Regions from separate parts of the Homo sapiens genome. Here region 1 is linked to region 2. The links are chromatin contacts, found by Hi-C or POLR2A ChIA-PET in ENCODE. All regions are on one chromosome and are shown on one strand. Each heading gives the region's core, a stretch centred on a gene start or an enhancer-like site at or near the end of the contact. The rest is flanking DNA. Distances are from core to core; before and after follow the strand shown. Region 1 has its middle 14 kb from the start of MIR6730. Region 2 has its middle 6.4 kb from the start of LINC02766.

Evidence for each region. A loop is a pair of places that touch in the nucleus more often than their neighbours do. ChIA-PET counts read pairs that join two places held with the same protein, here RNA polymerase II (POLR2A). Pooled maps may share reads with other maps.
Region 1: a loop to region 2 is called in a map of endothelial cell of hepatic sinusoid, with 6 times the contacts of the local background. The contact joins two enhancer-like sites. A Hi-C loop is called at or near these places in 6 of 168 maps with a recorded cell type or tissue (Caco-2, PC-3, Right ventricle myocardium inferior and 3 more) and 1 of 50 pooled maps. POLR2A ChIA-PET finds 5 or more read pairs at or near these places in 8 of 52 experiments (H1, HepG2, OCI-LY7 and 4 more).

The regions. Positions count from the first base shown.
Region 1 is chr1:12,563,826-12,566,784 of GRCh38, reverse strand. No RefSeq gene overlaps it. Among named protein-coding and RNA genes, the nearest start is that of MIR6730, 14 kb to the left of the region's middle. Within about 2 kb of position 1,412, at least 6 of the 41 ENCODE cell types and tissues checked have a DNase peak (open chromatin) inside an H3K27ac peak, as active enhancers do.
Region 2 is chr1:12,517,620-12,520,707 of GRCh38, reverse strand. No RefSeq gene overlaps it. Among named protein-coding and RNA genes, the nearest start is that of LINC02766, 6.4 kb to the left of the region's middle. Within about 2 kb of position 1,603, at least 11 of the 41 ENCODE cell types and tissues checked have a DNase peak (open chromatin) inside an H3K27ac peak, as active enhancers do.

The DNA.
Region 1 (2,959 bases), core at 163-2,662, 46 kb before region 2:
CTCAGCCTCCGGAGTTGCTGGGACTACAGGTGCATGCCACCACGCCCAACTGTTTTCTTTTTATTTTTCGTAAAGACAGAGGTCTTGCTATGTTGTCCAGGCTGGTCTTGAACCCCTAGGCTCAAGCAATCCTCCTCCCTCAGCCTCCCAAAGTGCTGGGATTACTGGAATGAGCTACCACGCCCGGCCTGTAGCCACTCTTGAATGAGTACCTAGAATGGAGGTCAGTCCCCAGGCATAACATTTTAACTCTTCATTATCCATGCCACTTGGCAGCAGCTGAAGACCAAAAAAACACAACTCCGAGACCGCTCTGGAGACTTCCAACAGCCTTGATGTGGCGCAGCCAGAATGTGACGCCCAAATCTCAGTGGCTTCCAACAATGAAGGTTTCTGCCTTATTACTGCTACTAGTCCTTCAAGAATGGCTACAGGTGTGCTCCGTGTCATCTTCGCTCTGAAACTCAGGCTGACCAGGGGGCCTCAGGGAGGATGTCTTATGGCACAGGGTAGACATACCTGGTGAACTGTGCACTGGCTCTTGAAGTTTCCACCTGGAAACAACACTGTCACTTCTGCTCACATTTCATTAGCTGGAACAGGGCACGTGGTGGAGCCGCTATTAACATAGCAGGAAATACAATCCCGCGTGGAGGAGTAGTCGTTAGTTCTGAACCAGGCTCTGCCATGCCAGGGAAGAAGACATCATGAGCAAAAATTAAAATATAGGTTGAGGACAGAGGGAAGCAGCTGTATGGCTTCCAACTGCAAGCCCAAGGACACAGTGACTTTTGGGAGGGCACAGGAGGTGCTAAGCAGAGCCCTAAAGAGGCAACTGTCAGTGTTCATCTCACGCTAAACTTATTTAGGTCCTCACTCTGTTGCCCAGGCTGGAGTGCAGTGGCCCGATCATGGCCACTGCAGCCTCCACCTCCCAGGCTCAAGCAATCCTCCCACCTCAGCCTCTCGAGTAGCTGAGATTACAGGCATGTGCCACCACGCCTGGCTCACTTCATCATTTTTTTGTAAAGATAGGGTCTCGCTATGTTGCCCAGGCTAGTCTGGAATTCCTGGCTTAAGCAACCCTTCTGCCTTGACTTCCCAAAGGAGTGCAACAAGGATCCCTAAAGTCTGATTGGACTCTGGGAGTTGCAAGCCCCGCCAGCCCTCCCCAGTTGCATTGAGAACCAATCGCTGTGTTAGCAGAGTGGGACCCTGGCGTCCCAGAGCCCCAGGGGCTCAGAAGGGCAGGGCCTGGTCCCACCCCACCCCCTCCCTCTCAGCCAGGAGCTTTCAGTCTTTTTCTGGATCTTTTCCCAGAGGAACCAAAAGAAAAAGCACTGGGCAGAATCCCAGGAGGCCCCATTCTGGTCCCTCTCCCAGATGGTTTAGCACTCAGAGAGCCTTGAGAGTGAGCGTGGAGAGCTAATTCTGTCCTTAGCTTGGCCATGCAAAGAAGAGTGACAAGTGCCAAACCCCCAAGGGGCAGGATGGGGCAGGCCAACCCTGGGAAGAGGACTTGGGTCCTGGGAAATAACCTCATTGCCATGCTTAGGGTTCCTCCCCATCCCCAAGGAAAACCAGATTGGAGGTAGGGATCCAGCCCAGGGAGGCAGCAGACCCAAGCCCCATGCTGGCACCATTCCAGGGGCTTGGACTATCCGGCCTGGTGAATGGTCAGGAATTGAGTCTGTGGCCACTGCCCTGCTCCCAGGGGACAGAATGCTTTGACAAATGGACTTTCTTCTTCTTGAGCCAAACTGATGTCCGGGAGGGACCAGGGTGACAGAAAGCTCCTGGGCTGATCACACGGACAGCTCTGCCTGATGAGGCAGACAGCCCTTGCCCCTGGGGATGTCCCAGTTCAGTGGGGATCAAAAAAGGAGCCAGGTCACAAATACACGAACCCCACTGCCCCAGTCCTAATCAGCACAGAGGGAAGAAGATGGTTGTGGTTTGTGGACAAGAGGGTCATCTACGGTGAGAAGCAACCCCCACCCACCACAGCACATCTGGGACTTCTGACCCTGAGGGGTCTTCTCTGATATTCAGGAGAGGCCTTCCAGGGGAAGCAGGTCTGTGATAAGAACCCAGAGGTCTATGCCTGTGAAGAGGGCTTCTATATATGGGCACCCCTCACTTGAGGAAAAGCCAGGAGGTGACAAATGTCCCTTGTATTAGTTCATTCTCACACTGCTATAAAGAACTACCCAAGACTGGGTAATTTATAAAGAAAAGAGGTTTAATTGGCTCCTGGTTCCACAGGCTGTACAGGAAGCATGGCTGGGGAGGCCTCAGGAACATTAACCTCAGGAATCATGGCAGAAGGCAAAGGGGAAGCAATCACATCTTCACATGGCCAGCAGGAGAGAGACAGAAGGGGAGAATGCCACACACTTTTAAACAACGAGAGCTCATGAGAACTTACCCACTATCACAAGAATAGGGAGGGAGAAATCCGCCCTCATGATTCGATCACCTCCCACCAGGTCCCTCCCCCAACATTGGGGATTACAATTCAACATGAGATTTGAATGGAGACACAGAGCCAAAACATATGATTCCATCCCTGGCCCCTCCCAAATCTTATGTCTTTCTCACATTTCAAAACCAATTATGCCTTTCCAACAGTCTCCCAAAGTCTTAACTCATTCCAGCATTAGCTCAAAAGTCCAAATCCAAAGTCTCATCTGAGACAAGGCAAGTCCCTTCTGCCTATGAGCCTGTAAATCAAAACAAGTTAGTTACTTCCATGATACAATGGAGGTACAGGCATTGGGTAAATGCTCCCATTCCAAAGGGGAGAAATTGGCCAAAATAAAGGGGCTACAGACCCCACACAAGTCCAAAACCCAGCTGGGCAGTCATTAAATCTTAAAGTTCCAAAATAATCTCCTTTGACTCCATGTATCACATCCAGGCCACGATGACACAAGAAGTAGGTTCCCAAGGCTTTGGG
Region 2 (3,088 bases), core at 354-2,853:
CCGCGCCGGGCCGAAGCATTGTCTTCTATTTTGCCAGCCACCTCTCCAGTTGCTCCTTCGCCATCTCCTTTGCTCGTGCTCCTACACACATCCATCACATGCTGGAGCTCCTTAGGGCTTGTCCAGGCCCCCTTCTCATCTCAAATTCTACTCTCATTATCATCAAATCTGCCCCCATGGTTTAAAACACATCACTGGTTGCTTAAGCTAGAAACCCAGAAGCTACCCTTGATATTTCTTTTTCCCTAATCTCTCTCTCTTTTTTTTTTTGAGACAAGTCTTGCTCTGTCTCCCAAGGTGGAGTGCAGTGGTGCAATCACGGCTCACTGCACCCTTGACTTTAGGACTCAAGTAATTCTCCTGTCTTGGTCTCCTTAGTAGCTGGGACTACAGGCGTGTGCCACCAGGGCCAGCTAATTTTTTTTTTTTTTTTTAGAGATGGGGTCTTGCTATGTTGCCCAGGCTGGTTTTGAAGTTTCAAACTCCTGGGCTCTGGTGATCCTTCCGCCTCCATCTTCCAAAGTGTTGGGATTGCAGGCGTAAGCCACGGTGCTTGGCCCCTAATCTGTGCATGAAATCAATCTCACTGGTTTTTCTGTTCTCCCTCAAAAACATATCCGGATTCTATTGGCTCCCTTCCATCTCTCTGCCCCCATCCTCATCCAAGCCTCCTTATTTCTTGCCTGGGCTATTGCAGCTGCTCTCCACTACTAACTCATGCTACCCTGTCTCCATCTGCAGCCAGACAGGTATTTCTTTTGCGATGCCAACCTCACTGTGGAACCCTCTGCTTATAGCCTCTCCTAGCGTGGCTTACAGAGTCCAACATGACCTGGCCCGGCTGCGCCCCCCACCTCCTCTCATTGTGCTCCAGCTAGTCCAGGGATCCTGGGACTCAGCTGTGCTAAGCAGGTCCCTGCCTCAGGGCTCCAAAAGGACACTGTCCTCTTCCCGGTGCCTCATGAACTCTCCTCACTCTTGCTGGACTCAGACCATCTGCCTCTTTCTCGGTTGAGTCTTCCCTGTCACACCCTGACGTCCACCACTAGTATAGCTAGCTCAGTGAGGGCAGCAAGAATGCCACCCTATTCACTGTACATCCACGCATCCAGTACCGAGCCTGGCACCCAGTACGTGCTCAAGAGCAGGGGCTGGAAGTGCCTCCCTGTTGCTGGAGGGGCAGAGGGTTAGGTTCTGTAGCATCAGACTCACGTGTGTTGTCTGGGAACACCTAGGGATGCTCGATCTCTGTGGACAAACCATGGAACAGATCGAGAGTTGCCTTTCTGCAGGCTTTGCCAAGCTTCCCAGAAGTCTCTGTGTACCCCTTAAGCATCTTAGGAAAATACGCCCAAAAGGCAGGAATTTTCCCTCTAAAGTGGCCCTGGGAGCTGTTTCAGCACCCGCCCCCTCCCAGCACCGCCCCCTCCCGTCTCCCACACACCCCCTCCCTTGGGGGCTCACTTGCCCGGGGTTTCCAAGAGCCAAGTTGGTCTAGATTCACACATTTCCTCCAAGTCAAAACGTACCCGTGACCTTTCTGTGCTTTTGAGTCAGACCAGAATAAGCATGAGGTGTGAAGTTTTATGAGCCCCTGGGAGCTGCTGACGCTGGCCGTGCTCCTTGGGTAAGACTGTGGGAGAACACGATCTGGCTCCCCTCAGCGACAAGTGGGTTGGCCCCGCTCCTGGGCGTGGGGCAGGCAGCTCTGCAGTGCAATTGTTCCAGCGTCAAATCCTTCTGAAGTTCCAACTGGAGTATTTGGAGGAAGCTTAATTAAGACTGCTGTGTTCTTCTTTTTCCTTTCTTCTAACTTTGTTTACTTTAAGCACTTACTGCACTTCCAAAGGATATAGCTGGAGTTAGAGACTCTGCCCCGCAGGCCACTTGAAGATGCAAGGCAGTCTCTCCCACACACAAAATAAGATCCTGTAGGACTTAATTCAGATAGTCTACAAAGTTCTGTGTGTCTGTCTGTCTATCTCTATTTGTATGCCTCAAAGAGATAATATACTTTTGTTTCATATGTTCATGGAATATTTATTTATTTATTTTATATGGAGTCTCGCTCTGTCGCCCAGGATGGAGTGCAGTGGCACGATCTCGGCTCACTGCAACCTCCGCCTCCTGGGTTCAAGCAATTCTTCTGCCTCAGCCTCCCAAGTAGCTGGGACTACAGGCGCACGCCACCACGCCCAACTAATTTTTTTGTATTTTTAGTAGAGACGAGGTTTCACCATATTGGCCATTCTAGTCTTGAACTCCTGACCTCATGATCTGTCCGCCTCGGCCTCCCAAAGTGCTGGGATTACAGGCATGAGCCACTGAGCCTGGCCCTGGAACATTTACATAAACTGATCAAGTACTTGGACAATAAGAAAATTACAATGAATTTTTTTTTTTTTTTTTTTTTTTTTTGGTCAGAGTCTCACTTTTGTTATCCAGGCTGGAGTGCAGTGGTTATGGCTCACTGCAGCCTCAACCTCCCCGGCTCAAGGGATCCTCTCACCCAAGTAGCTGGGACTGAGGCACGCACCACCACGCCAGGCTCATTTTTGTATATTTTGCAGAGATGGGGTTTCGCTGTGTTGCCCAGACTGATCTCAAACTCCTGAGCTGAAGTGATCCGCCCACCTTGGCCTCCCAAAGTGCTGGGATTAGAGGCATGAGCCCCTGCGCGCAGCCCAGATGTTTCTAGAGTGTAGAAATCTTCAGGTTACATTTATTTACTGATCACAATCCAATAAAATTCAAAACATTAATTTAAAGGAGATAATTTGGCTGGGCACAGTGGCTCATGCCTATAATCCCAGCACTTTGGGAGGCTGAGGCGGGAGGATTGCTTGAGGTCAGGAGTTCGAGACCAGCCTGGCCAACATGGTGAAACCCCATCTCTATTAGAAATACAAAAAATTAGCCGGGTGTGTGGCATACCAAGTCCCAGCTACTCGGGAGGCTGAGGCAGGAGAATAACTTGAACCTGGGAGGCGGAGGTTGCAGTGAGCCAAGATTGCACCACTGCACTCCAGCCTCGGCGACATAGCCAGACTTCGTCTCACATAGATAGATAGATAGATAGATAGATAGA